2 separate regions of the Mus musculus genome follow, and region 2 is linked to region 1. A link is a loop called in an ENCODE intact Hi-C map of the cell type or tissue named here. Cell type or tissue: heart. All regions are shown on one strand.

Region 1 (8,000 bases):
GGATATTTAAGATATTTTAAAATAAAATCACAAATCTAATCATTCACCAATAAAATGTCAGCTTCCCTCAAATAAAGCAACTATCACAAAACTTTTCCACCCTTTAGAATAAAAAAAAAAATATGTAGTTCCTACTGCTAGCTACAAATAGACAGAAGAGAATTTGAGGTTCTAGACTTGCTTGTGCATGCATGCATGTAGGACACAAGGACACACGGGCAGGGCTGTGCGTAGGAAGGGATGGAACATTGGATGTTCCGTTACAGAATTTCATGGTTCTTGTTGGACACGTCACAAGCGAGGTGAGGACTGTTTGGGAAGCACTATCGGCTCTAATCCTCTCACAACTTCCTCTCTGCACTCTGCGCCCTCAGGGCTCTGCCCTGTACTTCCATCACCTGTCAGGCCTTCTCTGTCCTTGCTGTCCACTCAGTCCCCAGCTATCCCAGCTGTGCTATCTGGCTTTCCTTGACAACTGTTACCAGGATGCACACAGAGCATCCCTTTATCGCTTCTTTGACGCATACACTCCATACATTACCTTAAGCTCTGGAAAGAGAACTTACTTACACTGTGTATCTATAAGAAAGTTCTGACTGCAGAGTAGCTACTCAGTAAATCCTTGTTAATTGATCTACTATTGAAAACCATTCTCTTTCAAGTTGAATAACAAGGATTTTTAAAAAAAAAAGTCCTCCTTACTTAATTTAAATAAGGCTAAAAATGATTAGAATTGATAAGGCTTACCAGACACCTGGTCTAAGCGCAGCAGTGTGGGGGTTTCACAATATTTGGTTACACTTTTTTCGTTGTTCAGTTTCCCCCTTCCAATTAGCTGAAGGGCTAAAAACACATGAAAGGTTCTTCGCGGGGTGTTTCTGAACCCACAGAATTTATCATTATTAGTAACAATCTACTGAGCACAATCAAATGGGAGCTATAAATAAAGACCACATGGTCTAATAAGAATTCACAGGCACATGCCTGTCCTCTAAGAAGATATAGCTCACTTTGAAACCGAGCCTACCCATGGCTCAGTGCCTGACCCCTCAGGAAGCCCAAAATGAACTGTAAAATTTCCCACCTTCAGTTGCTATCTTGATATTTTCTACATTTTATCCTGCTTTCAAAATCCACTACAAATTCCTCCTTTCTTCTCCATCTACAGAGAACTATGTCTCTCCCCTCTTCTATAAACTGCAATTAAAGTGACACTTGTAAACACAACCGAGAATATCTGTTCTCATCACAACTCTGTCCCTTATCTTCTCCGCTAGGTCAAACTTATTGCTATACTGCTCCCAAGCTAATACAGGCAGGGAAAGCCTGCCAATCAAGTGCAATGAGTCTAGTTACCACAAAAGATGATTCTATTGTTCAATGTTAGCAGAAGTGAATTCATGTCCTTCACGAGAAAGGTGAATGGTTGAGAAGCATTAAATTAAAAATATCAAATAATCGAACCAAAAATATTTCGGCCCACAGATTTTTCTTAAACTAGTTTTATTTCATTTTAGTGTCTGTGTGTGTGTGTGTGTGTGTGTGTGTGTGTGTTTACCACAGCATGTGTGCAGAGGTTAGTGTCACATCTCTCTCTCTCTCTCTCTCTCTCTCTCTCTCTCTCTCTCTCTCTCTCTCTTTCTCTCTCTCTCTTTCTCTCTCTCTCTCCACTGTGGGGTCATGAAGAACCAACTCAGGTCATAAAGATTTGATGGAGAGACAATTTGCCCACCAATCCATCCCATTATCCCTGAAAACACTGTAATTTAAGATGTAAATGTTTGTGACCATGTCGTCAGCTACACTGAACCATCAACTCAAAGAAACATGTTATCTCTGCTTACAAATCAGCCTCAGAGGCTCTAATAAGTTCAGCTCAGTTATGGTTTTCCAAAACAAAATGCCAAATCTTTTAACACTGGCCAGTTCTCATAAACCATAAACTAGCTGCTGGTCTCTCAAATATAATGGCAGAATTTTAAAAGTTACTGGAATAAATGTCATCCTGGATACATTTTTTTTCTTGCCCTATAGGAAAATAATAGAAACCTCAATTTTATTAGAAAACTTTAACATTCCAAATGGCGTCAGAGTCGACTCACCCACAGATCCCAGGTCCAGTCCATATGTTGCAGACATTCCCACCCCCATAGCCCAGTTCCCAGAGATAGGAGGAAAAAAAAAAAAAGAACTTCACACAAGATCTGCTGACGTCAACAGAGTGTTTGCGTGCAAAGACAGTCTTGTGGATGTTAAAGACAGTGTGTTGTAACTTTTCTTAAGGCCTCAATTATTCAACAAAACCTCACTTCTAAAAAGGGGAGAGGGAATGTATCACTCTTTTTCAAGGAAGAAAGAAATACAAGTAAATCATGAACACTGCTTCAAAGTGTGCGCTTCAGCTAGAAGTCTGCATTACGATCTCGTCACTGCCTTAAACTTCACACAGCCATCTACGTGAACACAAACAGTGCCACACATCCCTAGGAGAAAAAATAATGACGAGGAAGCAAGGCAGGAAGTAGAGAATGACAAGGATCTACAATTTATGAAATTTACAGCCTTTTTCCCCCTTAGCTTCTTCCACATTTTTACTGATGCCAAATATCACCAAGGAATCTAAGTTCTTAGTTTTCTGGTTATCTGATGGATGTTACAGAGCATACAGCAAGCTACTGGTCCCAAATATAAAGAAATACTAAGTGTATTGTGTGTGTGTGTGTGTGTGTGTGTGTGTGTGTGTGTGTGTGTGTGCGCGCGCGCGTGCACTCGTAGAGAACAGTGAGAAAGCATTAAATACATAAATAAATAACTCTAAATCAAAGAGAGCCTGCCTGCCTCTTGAACGTCTATAATGAAGGCAGGGTAATTGGTTGTAGTGCACCCTTCTTATTAATGAAACCAAGGTTGCTCATGACTTGATTTATACATGAAGCAATTTAATAAAGCTTTAAGCAACACTCATGAAAGATAGTAGGATTTCTGTGTCCTGTTTAAGTAGCAGATATCTAAGTGCATCCGAAGAACTAAAACGGAGAGTAGTGCGTATCTAGGGTCAGGGTGAGTTGCCTGTAAGGAAACTATTTGTTTGTGTAGTGGTCAAGATTGTCCATTTCCTGCAGTATGCCTCTTCCTCCCAGACAGCAGACTGGGAAAACATCTCCCTGGTGAGAGTTGTTCTTGTTTGTAAAGCCGTACCAATTTTAAGTTCAAAATGAGGGCAGACATCTTCTTCCATATCTATATGAAAAGTAATCTTTTCATCCCAGGAAAGTGTATCACCCAAAGGAATCACAACACTGTGCTTTTGACACTGTTAAAAACAATGTCTGAACGACAGACGACTCTGTCTAACTGTCCAGAAGCTGATTGTCCTGCGCCGTTTACAACGTGATGAGGACAGGTCAGCTGACAAGTTATTTTGATCTGTTTCAGTTCCATAAACTGTGTATATAGTTCTGTTCTCAGGGCTGAAGCGATTAAAAAAATTGAAGAGGACAAACCCTCTGCCTCACTTCCCTAGTAGACTTTCACAAAGTTCCTTTAATACCCCCAAAGCAGTCGGGCCAGAAACAACACGGGATCTGCTCATCTTAGCTCTTATCACTTGTTTTGGTTTGGGTTGTTTGGGCTTGGGGTGGGGGCTGCAGGGGGAGGTATGTATGATATTGTTATTACGCGAGGGAAGAATTGTATTCTCCGATTTGAATTTTGCTCCTCTTGTCTTCCTGGCAGGTTTCATCTTTTCTCTGAACTCCCGGAAGACTTAATCCAGATCTTCCATAGGGCACATACATTGTCTTCCCTCTTGAAAAGTGTTTTCAGGTAAAGGACACACCTGTATGTTCATAATTACCATAGAATTAGATGCATACAAAGAGATTTTTTAAAAAAATGACCAACTCTTTTTTAGAACAGGAAGAGAGAAGAAATAACATGTTTGCCTACACATACATGTGGGTTTATACAGGCACATATATACACATGCAGACATGTATATGTGCAAATACACGCATTCATATTTGGCTTGTGAATATATTTAAAGACATGACCCCCCCCCCCAACACACATGCATATGCTCTCTCTCTCTCTCTCTCTCTCTCTCTCTCTCTCTCTCTCTCTCACACACACACACACACACACACACACAGAAGCAGTCTGGGAACCCCATGCGCCTCTCATACACTGTTTTACTTGTCTGGTTTCCCACTTTGCCCAGAGCACTAGGTAGGATTCTAAGGGAATGCGGCCTCTTCCTTTGTTCTGGTTACAGCTGTGTCTGTCTGAATGAGCTTTCCGAGGGCCTAGGGTAACGGTCTTGACCATAACTGCTCACAAGAAGCCATGAAAGGGTATGCAGGCAGCCACATGAACGCGATGCTCTTTAATTATGAGGTCCTATCGTGGAAGGAAGGCTGGCAGACAGGCAGACGCATTCCAATTACGCTAATACACCTTGTAAACATCAAATATTTTTAATCTGAGATTAAAGAGAGCCTGTATCCTCACAACACTCCTGAGACTGCGTCTCGGGGCCACTGCCCGTGCTGCTGGCGAAACAGGATTTCCTTTGGTCAAAATAGACTTTCAGAAGAATAACAGCCTCGAGTCGGGAGGCGGTCCCCACACAACTTCCACTGCAAGCTGTCCAAAACTTCAGATGCAGTTCTTAAAAAGCTTCAGAAAAGACAGTTCAAATTTTCCGGGGAAATTGATTAATGTCCTTGCTTTCCTCCAGAGACTGGTGGTGAGTTCTGTGCCCTTGGTTAGGGCTGGGCAGTTGTAGGACTTGATCTTACATTTGGTTCCTTCGTGAGTTACCTGCTTTTACTTGGTACCAGCCCCTGGGCTATAGACTGAGAAGGAAGTGTCCCAGCCACTTTCAGTCAGAGCTAGGGAGAGTGAGGCCAAGCCAATCTCAGGAAACAGTGATTAAACTGAATAAAACCATGTATGTGTAGGCCTCTGGTAGGCTATCATGACATGGAATACACACATACATACATACACACACATAAACGCACACATGCACATAAATACATATATGCACACATGTGCACACATACATGCATACACACATATATAATTCTGGTATTATATCACACGCTAGAGTTGCTATTAACTTTCACAGGGATAGAAATTTTCATTTAAATCACAAAATGTTTGAAACTCCTTCTGGTTTACTACCTGAAGGCTGAGATATCAAACTGCCACCAACTGGGTAGCTTACAAACAATAGAAGTATATCATCACAACTCCAGCAGTGAGGAGATTTAACATAACGGTATGTATGCTGATATAGAACGATTCTGTCTGTGAGAGCCACTTTCAAAGCACAGACAGCGCCTTTACATCTTAGCTCCGCAGAAAGGGTAAGATTGTCTCTCTGGCCTCTTAGCAGAATACCAATCCCATGTGTGAAGGCTCCACCCTCATGACCAGTTTAGCTTCTAATACCATCACCTTGGGAATTGGGATTTCAACCTAAGAATTTGGGAGGAGGATTAACTCTGTTGTTAAGAGCACTCACTGCTTTTGCAAAGGACCTGGGTTCAGTTCCCAACACCCACACAATGGCTCACAACCATTCATAATTCCAGTTCTAGGGGGATCCCCATGGGCACTAAACAAAACACTTACTCACATAAAATAAAATAAAATGAATCTAAAGTCAAATAAACTCCAGGGTAGTCAGAGCAAACCTGAAGAAAAAAAAAAGATTAGACCATAACACCTTCTTACACTAATCAACTGCCCGTGTTAGCAGTAATTCTTTGTAGATGAACTGAGGAAGAGTTGCCAAGGCAAAATAATTTTTATGCAAGCATAACAACTTTGGAATTCAAAATGTAGAAAAAGCAGGTGAGTTCTCGAAAACTATCCTGTATGAGTATGGACTTCTAATTCTTCAGCCATGTGAATCTAAACTTTTGTGTATCATTCCCTGAAAGTGAATGGTGTGTGTGTGTGTGTGTGTGTGTGTGTGTGTGTGTGTGTGTGTGTGTGTGTGTGTGTGTGAAAGGGGGAGAGGGGGAAAAAGAAGAAGAGAAGGAGGAGGAAAAGGAAGAAGAGGAAGAAAAGGGGAGAAAATGCAGTTGCATGTGGAAGGTAGAAGACAACTTCAAGTTCAGATTCCACCCACCCTCTGACTCCCTACACCCCACTCCCACCCCTACCCTGCCCCACAGGAAGGAGTTCCCCCAAGCCTAGAATGTGCCAATTTGACTAGGGTGAGTTACCAGGCAGCCTTACGAATGGACCCATTTCTGCCTCCCTCAGACTGGGATTGCAAGCAAGCATCCCCACACCAGCCTTGTCCTGGTTCTGAAGGACACAATGCAGATCCTTGCACTGCAAGGCAAGCTTTATTGACTGAGCTTCCTCCCTAGCCTTCAGAGGAGCAAGCTTTATGAGTGTCTTTACAGAGACCACTAACTGGTATAGTTATATGATAAATACCCCAACAACTATGCTTACTAACTTAAAGGGACCGTGATAAGTTCGTGGGATGGAAACACAAACTAGACAAATCCCCCAAGTTCAGACTGCTGATAGTTCAGTAGAGGAGAGTGATCAGAAAACATAAAATAAACATGCAAAAAACAATAAAACATAAAAATGATAGGTGATAATCACAGCATGAGCAGAGACCACAATACGGAAAACACACACAAAAGGGGAAACAGTTATCTTTACCCAGGCAGAAGTTTTAGCAGGCAGGGATGAGGGGATCAGGTTGTCTTGGCTTCAGTGACATTAGCCAGGGCTTTAAGAAATACAAAGAGAGCTGAGGAGTCTCTCATAATTAAAGCACTTCCCATGCAAGTAAGAGAATGCTTGCCTGTAATTCCAGAATCAGAGGCAGAGGTAGGGCATCTCTACTAGCTAATGACACTAACTACATTGGTAAGGTGGGCTCTGGATTTGATTGAAAGACTTTGCCTCAGAGGATAAATGGAAGGAATGATGGTGGAGAAAAATCACAGATATCAACCTCAGGCCTGAACATATATGCATACATGTGTGCACTAAATATGCCCACATGTATACAAACACACATACATGAAAAGAAGAACAATTAAGTTAAAAAGACATTCGTCAGGAAAAGTGAAAATCTATTCTAAGCAGCTATATTGATCAATAGAAAGCCAAATAGTGAGAAATGGCATAGATGAATAGGTAAAACTAGATGTCTTAAGACAAGAAAAGAACAGGGGGCCTTAAACACCATGCTAAAGAATCTCTACTCCATCCCATGCTTTTGTGGAATCACAGGAACTTAGAACACAACAGAGTCACTTAATCCGAAATGTGGTTCGGAGAGATGGGTCTGGGAAGAACAAGGCTGATTATAATGAAGCCCAGCAGAAAGCAGAGAGAGTAAATAGAAGACTATTGCCCAAGAACAGGGTAAGACCTAGGGCAATGAGCATGAAAATGGAGGAGACCAGAGCTGGAGCCAAACTTGTAAGGTTGGATCACAATCATGGTACGTCAGAAGAGGCCCTGGCTTGGGTGGTTCCTTGGTTCTTAGGTGCTGGGAGATGACTTGGGGGAATAACTTTTGGGTTGGTCTGTGGTGATGAGCTGAGGTTTGGACAGCTGCCATATATTCAGGTTTAAGATACAGGAAAGAGCTTGCTGGGGAATAAGTATATATCAGAGTCATCAATGTACAATACGGTGTGAAGGAATAAAGCCAGCTAGAAAGAACACATGGACAGAGAAGAGTCAAGAGTCAGGACTGTGGGTGGTGAGAGGAAGAGAGTCATCTCTTCTCACCGGGTACAGCCTCATCCCTGAGCCACACTTGATACGTTTTTTTTTTCCTTTTTTTTTTAAATTAGGTATTTTCCTCATTTACATTTCCAATGCTATCCCAAAAGTCCCCCATACCCTCCCCCCCCCCCCACTCCCCTACCCACCCACTCCCACCTTTTGGCCATGGCATTCCCCTGTACTGGGCCATATAAAGTTTGCGTGTCCAATGGGCCTCTCTT
Region 2 (8,000 bases), 100 kb after region 1:
AGCAACACTTTGGGTTTAGGAAACATTGAACGCCTAGTTGGAGTTAGGTAAAATCTAAACACAGTATCTTTTCTTTTCTCCCTCCCCCGCCCCCATGCCTCCCTAGGACAGAGTTTAAAGGCCTAAGCCACCACAACTGGCTTAAACATGGTATTCTTTTCTCTTTCGTAAATGGCTGAAAACACTGAAGATAGCCTTATATAATCTTTGTAGTTTGGTTACCTTCTTACCACAACTTACCACACATTATCAGGTAGGGTTCGGAATTTCCACTCATTATCACTAAAGTTTTAGATTTTAAAATCTAAAAGGATTACAGATTTTGTACTTAGAGATCCAAATACTCAACCTTATTCCTTCACTTGTCCTTCTCTTTTCCTCTCTTTGATGTGGCAAGCCCACTCTCACCCACCTGGGGCTTTGCTCTGGCTTCCCTGGGCCTAGATATTCTTCCTGTTTATCAACTTAGCTCACTGTCTCATGTCTTTGCTGAAAATGTCATATTTGCAATAAAGCCAATCCCGATTAGACTATCTAAAATCACCCTACCTATACCTGATACAATGCACTAATTTATTCAGTTTTTTTTTTTTTGTTTGCCAACAACCCCTTCCTTTCCACACTCATATAAGTTTGAGAACAAAGGTCAATTTTGCTCCTTCAGGTATCCAGTGCGCCTATAATAGCAGCTGGTACTCACTAGCATAGAACAGATGAATGGAGGCCGGGATGTAGTCAGGGCAGGAAGTAGAGAAAAGTAAAGCTAGAGAGAGCTAAAGAGGATTTGAATGCTGGGGCAAAGAGCTTAGGTTTTTATCTGGTAAGTAATGGGAAGCTTTAAAGGCAAGTGTCATGTTCAGATGTGCTTCTTAGATCAACCACTCAAGGAACGGCACTGGAGAGAAAGGTAATGGCAGAGCCTTGCTCTGAAGATGCTGCTGTAGCCAGAGAGGAGGCAAAGCAAGGAGCAGTGGGAAAAGAAGGGAAGAGACACATCCGTAGCATTGTAATAAGTTAAACTAGGCATGTCTTGATGGCTGCCACTGGGGAAGGAGAAAAGAACTCCCAGGACAATTCCCAGAGTTGCCCAATAGGGTAACTGGGAGGTTAAACTAAGTGACAGCTAGAATGGGGGGGTGGGGGTGGGGGTAGTCAGAGAGGTGATGGGTGTGTATATAAAGTGATATGTATGTTCATATATACATGTGTGTATCTATTTATAGTTAGAGAGATATAGAGAAATATATCTCTCTAAACATGTGGAAGACAAAATTTGGGACTCAGATCTCTCTCCCCCTCCCCCTCCTTCCAGAGATCCAACTTGGGGAGGGCACTATGCATGCTAATCAGTATAAGGACTCTAAAACGGGGGGGGGGGGGGGGAGCTACATCCCCAGCCCAGAGGTTGCATTTCTACCAAGCAGAAATTATACTAGTTTTAAAGAGAAAACAACTTTCATTTCCAGTCTCCACCTATGCTTGGTCCCCAAACCAGGGACCAAAACACAGCTGTTTTAAGTTAAAATTTTATATATCTGTTCTATGTGATTTTTTCCCCAGATAGCAAAAAAAAAAAAAGAATTTTTGTATGTAATTAGTTCTTATTCTAGATTGTATTTTATGATAGACATTCAGCTAACTACCCAGAGAAAATAATAGCGTTTCCCCCTAAAAGTCACCATGTTTAGTTGTGAAATAACTAGTAGTATAAGCCTAACTCTGTCATTTGGTAAAAGTGCATGGGAGAAGTTAAGAAAATTCAAAGGCACTATTATATATTCAAAACAAATTTGAGGAACTACTTTCAAAAGGACATGTAGTTAGCCAGTAGAAGTTACTTATCACAACACATGATTGAAGCAAATTGCTTTATGAGCTTTGCTTTCTCCTTAATCAAACTTCTACATGAAAATAAAAGAAAGGCCACTAGCACAGTCAGGTAAAACTCCATAGGAGGAGAGTAAACCCAATTGTAATAATAATCCATTGAGCGTTTATTTTGTACCAGAAACTATACTAGGTAATTGTCCACACTTTGTAAAGTTGGTTTCCTATTACTCTTTAGGAACACAAACAAAACAAAAACAAAGGACTCAGTTTAGAACCTGTTAAATGCCACCAAGTGGTGGAGACATCTTTTGAAAGAAGGCAAAGCAATTTTCTTTCTAAAACCCAATCTTCCTGTTACAACTTCCCTGGCTTGTTAAAGATGAAGGTGCTGCATAAGAAAAGAAAATGGACAAGGGAGGAAGGCAATTTGATGCTATGTGCCAGAACTTCACAGGTAAAATGTACAAAACGTTAACTAAGCTCTGTATAATAAACAACATGACCTGGACTATTGACTTCCAAGAGATGAGATTTCTTGGGCCATGGGGAGCATCTTAGAGGGTCAGCTGCACACAGATAATAGGTAAGCGCTGCGGAGTACGTGGGCAAACATTTTGGATTGCTTCTGAGTCACCCGCTGATCCCAGAGCTAGCAGAGACTATTCTTTGGATTTTTGCCTTACTAATGCCAAGCAAGTCACCCACGTGGGCTAACAAGAGGCCCTTTAACTTCAGTTAACCCAGCAAACTACATGGCAGGTTTTCCTTCTCATAAACAAAGGATTATATCAGGGTTTGAAGGATGGAGCTTCTACTTGTTTGAGACTTTTGCTTGCTATGCCCTGGCGGTGGGTGTCACTTCCCAGGACATTTCACGGACACAAAAGCTCAGACAGCTGTGCTCTTGTAAGGCGAGCAATCCGGTTTCCCCGCCAAGAACCGCTCCCCCACGCAACCTCCCTACTCCTCCCACGCTACCCCCAGCCATGAACGGGTTCGACTCGTTTCTCCTCCGACGTCTTCCTCTTGCACTGGTTGCCTCAAAAAAAAAAAATCTAAAAGAGCCAAAACAAAAAGTTATCATTCGTGCGTGAACCTCCAGCGCAGAAAGTGAAAGTGAGTGCCAGGTATGTGCAGTGCTCCGCGGACTGCGCGAGCGGCGGGAAGGGGCGGGGCGCGAGCGAGCGGAGTGCTGGTCACGTGGCTAGAGGCTGTCCAATCCTGGAGGTCCCAGGTTGGGACCCGACCGGGTCCTCCAGAGCCTTGCTCGCCGGTTGTAGGCGAGTTAGCCCGGCTGGTACTATGAGAATCAGAGCACAGAGTGGGTTGCAGCCCGGTGCGCTCCAGCCACCCCCCCAAAGTCCCCTCACATATTCACACGTCCACTGCTGGATGAGCCACCTTCCATCAGCTGCGGGAGCCGCTTGCACACGTGTGGCCAATGGACCCAGGAACGATGGGATTTCTAGCTCTGTTCTGCAGGCCAAAGAGGGAATCAGGACTGTGTGCCTCCTTCCATTAAAGCGAATGTGCACAATGATAACTGGAGGGAATCTGAAGTTTTGGGTTTCCAGAGCAAAATCCAATAAGTTCCGACGTTGCTGTTGCCATTTTTCCTATTTTGACAGACGCCAGAGGGGAGCTGAGTTACTGAAATACAGGGCAGGTAGCAGGATGCAACGTCAGTTCTTAGTAATATTTAAAGTGATATTTAGGTTTTTGGGTGGGGAGCATTCCACGATGCGAACTTGTGAAAGTCGGTTCTTTCCTTCCACTGTGTGGGAATGAACCCTGGTCTTCGGACTTGGCAGCAAGCGCCTTTACACACTGAGCCACCTCTCCAGCCTCTATAGAAAAATTTTTAAGTGACTGGACGTTTTTCCTCATAAAAATCTTAATACTTCATTCGGTGCTGTAATCTAAAAGAACCAAATTCCTCACTTGAGGTTAGATTTTTCCATAATCTCAAAGACTCCTGGGAACTGTGGCGTTGGCGTTTTTTAATCCCTAATATCTACCACAAAACAAAAGCTAGCTTTTCTTAGCTAAATAACAATGGGAAAACTGGTTTCAGCCACCTCTGAGCAGACAAACCCCCACCCCCAAAGCCCTCGTCACTCTCCAACCTGCCCTTAGGTATGTTTGTGTAATCAGAGACGGATTGTAGCTGCCTTGACGTTTCTCCCGAGAAAGCTTAGTTTGCATTCACCGAAGTTGCTTGTTTTGGGAGTTTGTTGAGGCACAGAAAACGTGCCACAGGGAAGACTGAAGGTTCTGCAGCCGGAGGTCGTCGGGAGCTGCCCGGGCTGCTCAGGTGTGCCGCTTAGGACTGCGAAGAGCCGTGGAACAGTGCAAGGTCTTTAAAACGTTACTCTTGCTACCTTAAGAAATGGGGTTTCAAAGAATGGAGCCGGGGTGGTGTTTAAATTAGGATATCAGTGTGGGGAAAGATTTCCAGTGTTGGGGACAGTAAACCAGAGGGGACCTCCTGTTGCTTCATTCCTCCGACGGCATTCATTATTTAAAAATTTAAAACGGGATGGAAGGGAAGACCTTAGATCTTTCCCTTCAGTCTGTGGATGGAAGGGAAGACCTTAGATCTTTCCCTTCAGTCTGTTCAAAGAAAACGTCGAATTTCGTGTCACCCGTTGGTTGATTAAACGCAGAATCGGATACACCTTATTTTGAAATGTAAACTTAATATAATGTCGGAAATTCTAAAAGGCCTGCCCCAACTGAACAGGGGCAATTACGTTTACTCTTCTTCGGTAGCGCAAAAACAGCACCCAAAGTTTTAGATGCTGGGAGAGGGACATGGGAGACAGAGAGCAGAGCGACTCTGGGGATGGGGATCAGGGGTGTCACACGTCCCAGATGCCACCATTAGGACACGGAGACTCGGTGGGAGGCTAGGGAGACAAGGTAAGACCCAGAGGAGGGAGAGTCCAGACTGGTTCAAATTGAAAAAGGAATTCGCAGCTAGCGGCTTGCAATTAGACTACGCAGTGCACGATTGCGCAAATTATTTTAAAGGCGGGAGGGGGGGCGGTGAGGCGGGGGAGGGGTGGACAGCTGTTCTGCAGGAACACTGGTGCTGCCAGACCCTCGAGTAGGTGAGAGGGAGCAGACACACCCTTTGTGCGTCTTCTTTGAACTGGAGCCCTTTCTTTAAAGTCACCAAAGAAGGAGTGAGTGGGTTTAGGATGACCCAGAGATTGCTTTCGTTCGGAGATAAAGAGAACCAAGGGTGCTGACAGAGACCCTAAGGATACCAGAGGGATCTTTCTGTGTCGCGTCCCTCCAGGCTCAGGGAGGAATGGGTTGTGCAGACAAACTTTCCGAGAACTCCTGGCCTGGCCCGGAGTTCCCGCTGTCACTGGCTAGGGTGCTGCCTGCCACTTCCTAAGTGCAGAGCAGATTCTGCCGCGTGGATGGCTGCTGGGCTTGCAATCTAGTGTAATTGGTGAGCAAGCCAGGCAGTCTAAACCAGAGTCGGGGCTACTCGAGCTTTCCAGCCTTCGCACCTTCGCTAACCGCTAGCACCGCAATCGCGCTGAACTTAGGGGCGCAGAGCTGGAGGGGTGGCCCGGAGGGCAGCGCCTGGAGCTGCCAAGCTACCTTTTCCGATTTTTGAAATCCGGAGAGATGAGTCCTACTCAGGATGACACTTTTAAGTTCCTGGTTACGTCTCACCTTACTCGCACCTTTTTAGGTTCTCGGTTCCTGGCAAGCATAGAGGTTAGGCACAGGCAGAGGAGGGCTTGGGCAGGTGCCAGCTCTGAGTACCTACCCAGCGTGGTCACGTTCACTATGGGATCAATGAACCATGCGCTGCCTCTTTCACAAGCAGCCTGGGCGTTTTCTGCGAGGATTTACTTTTTTTTTTTTTTCCTTTCTTTTTAAAAGGAACCTTCAAGGATTACTATTTAAAGTTTTAAATGTTTTGATTCAACAGACACTTGTAAACAGAACAAAAGGGAAAGGCCTGACTTGAAACTGCTTTGCTTTGAAACTATTCTGCTTTGCTGAATAAAACAGCAGAGGAGGAATAATTGAGGGGGAAAAAAAAAACATTGGTTAAGTGAGTATTCAGCTGTAAATAAAGTAACAGGAAAGACCCAGTAAATAGGAAAAATAATAAAATAAACAGTAGATACACGACACAGACCGTTGGGAAGCTCTGTTCCCACTGAAAGCCTCTTTCTCCCAGGGAGGATATTTGTGGGGGAAAATTATTTGGTTATTTTCACAGTATTACAGCTCCCTTTGAATTAAACTTTTTTTTTTTTCATCAACTAGACTTAGTTCTTTAATTAGGAAGCACAATTGAGTTTCTAACAGATGTTGTCAGCCGCAAACTCTGATCCAAAATAATAGTGTAATTAGTTTGGGGGGGGGGGACATCTTTAGTTTATAAGGCCTGAAATTAAAATATGATGTTTTTAAACATTGTGGTACAAAGCCACCGGGAACATTTGTTCCAGAGTCTAGTAGTGGCACCACTTCCTGGTTCTGCCTTGGAAAAGTTTGCAGTAGGATGCTTAGGGCCCTTCTTATTCTAGACCTCTCTACATTTCCTTCAGCTCTTGGGAAATTCAATTTTAAAAAATGTTTCTGACTGAAAAAAAGTGAAATCCCTAAAACACAGCATGTTCCCAGTTGGTTAAGTTTGGTTTTTTAGTTGTTTTTTGTTTGTTTGTTTTATCATAAACTGACTGTCCTAGAGATGGCTAAGCAGGGTTTTTTGTTTTTGTTTTTGGCTAACTATAGTTTTTTTTTAAATATACATAATGTGAATTAATGTTAGCAAACTTTTTGTACCTTGAAATATAAACATAAATACAGATTTTTCTCTAATAGCTGTCTGAAAAATGAAATGTTTGCTAGCTTTTCTCTGTGGTAAAACTAGCAATCTGGCCTATCTGATTTGAATATAAGTATACGACATCAGGATAAACTAAACAGGACATTCTCCTGCATCTAGTTTTTGCTCTTACAGCTTGATGTTCTTCTAGACTCTATGCTGCACGGTACAGATTTGTCTTTATAAATTATCCATTTCGTACACATTACAAGGTGCAGGAAGTCAAGCTATTCTCTACAGTACTTAGCAAATCCACTGGCGAAAATTCTTATGGCTTAAACGGTGTTTTTAATACATGCCATGTTTCAAAAAGCATTTAGCAAAAATCAGTTTCTGTGTAAAAATAGCCTATCACCCTTTTGTGGATCTCAGTGCCTGTTTTCAATGTTTTTAAATGTTAAAGGCCAAGAGGACATTCATTACATTGTGCTGTCTGTGTCTTCTTCAGAACCCCTCTCCATTGGAGCCTTTTGGGTCCTCCTTATTTTCTAGTAACAATGCCTCTTAGGGACAGGTAGAGTTAAAATTACCCACTTTGGCAGACAGAAACTAGAATCCTTTGTTTCTGACACAAAGTAAACATTATTTTAACCAAATAGGCTATCTCCTGCCTTAGAGTCACACACTAGGTTTTGATTTGTCTTCTTTGGGTTACAAGAAAACAAACTTCTGCTCCAAACATAGCTGCTTGTTTTCAGACTGAGATTTCTTTAACTCTATGAGAATACTGTTCACTGACAGCTGATAGAGGTCTGAGCCTTAGAATCTTCCTAAGTGGGAAATCTAATATAAATGACACAGGGAGCAAAGACAAGGAACTTAGCACTCAAAAAATAAGTCCCATTGATAAATGTAAAGGTCATTGATAAATGAAAGCCGTTCACAAACAAGTTCCTTCATGCAGAATGAATGCTAGACCAGGGTTAAATGTGTCCTAAGTTATTTCTGTTTGTTTCCTCTTCAGTCTTATTATACCAATGTAATTTGATGTAGGTTTAATTGATAAAATGATTTCGGTCAGTTATAAACAAATGTTATTGGTCTGTCTCCTGGCACTTTGGTGTTGATCTATATATAGGAATAGCTCCGGGTAGCTCCCCTTGAAGGTTGCAGGTGATGATGTTAAAGTTCTCTGGGTTCTGCTGCCAGTGACTCCTCAGCCCTTCTAACACGGAAGTAGATCAGAGAGGTTGCCCTCAAAAAGTTCCTAGCCCATGCATTTTGCATTTTTGAAAGGAAAATTTTTGGATTGTTTCCTGATTTGTTGGGAATGATAAAGTCATCGGGGGCATCACAACTTCCTAGC

The links. Peaks named below come from ENCODE experiments on the same cell type or tissue, not always from the same donor. Only the 100,000 strongest peaks of a DNase experiment are listed, where the experiment ranks them.
Region 2: a loop joins it to region 1, with 2.9 times the contacts of the local background. A loop is called at or near these places in 2 of 42 quality-filtered maps.

What each region holds. Positions count from the first base shown.
Region 1 is chr10:44,627,227-44,635,226 of GRCm38, reverse strand. All of the region lies in intron 2 of Gm35154 (a long non-coding RNA gene), which reads right to left. Among named protein-coding and RNA genes, the nearest start is that of Gm35154, 32 kb to the right of the region's middle. In heart, no CTCF peak of the experiment used is centred here; a DNase peak (open chromatin) is centred at 4,576; H3K27ac peaks cover 684 bases.
Region 2 is chr10:44,524,552-44,532,551 of GRCm38, reverse strand. It overlaps a transcript of Prdm1 not described here. Among named protein-coding and RNA genes, the nearest start is that of Prdm1, 70 kb to the right of the region's middle. In heart, no CTCF peak of the experiment used is centred here; DNase peaks (open chromatin) are centred at 3,041 and 5,261; H3K4me3 peaks cover 2,616 bases; H3K27ac peaks cover 1,126 bases; H3K27me3 peaks cover 3,990 bases.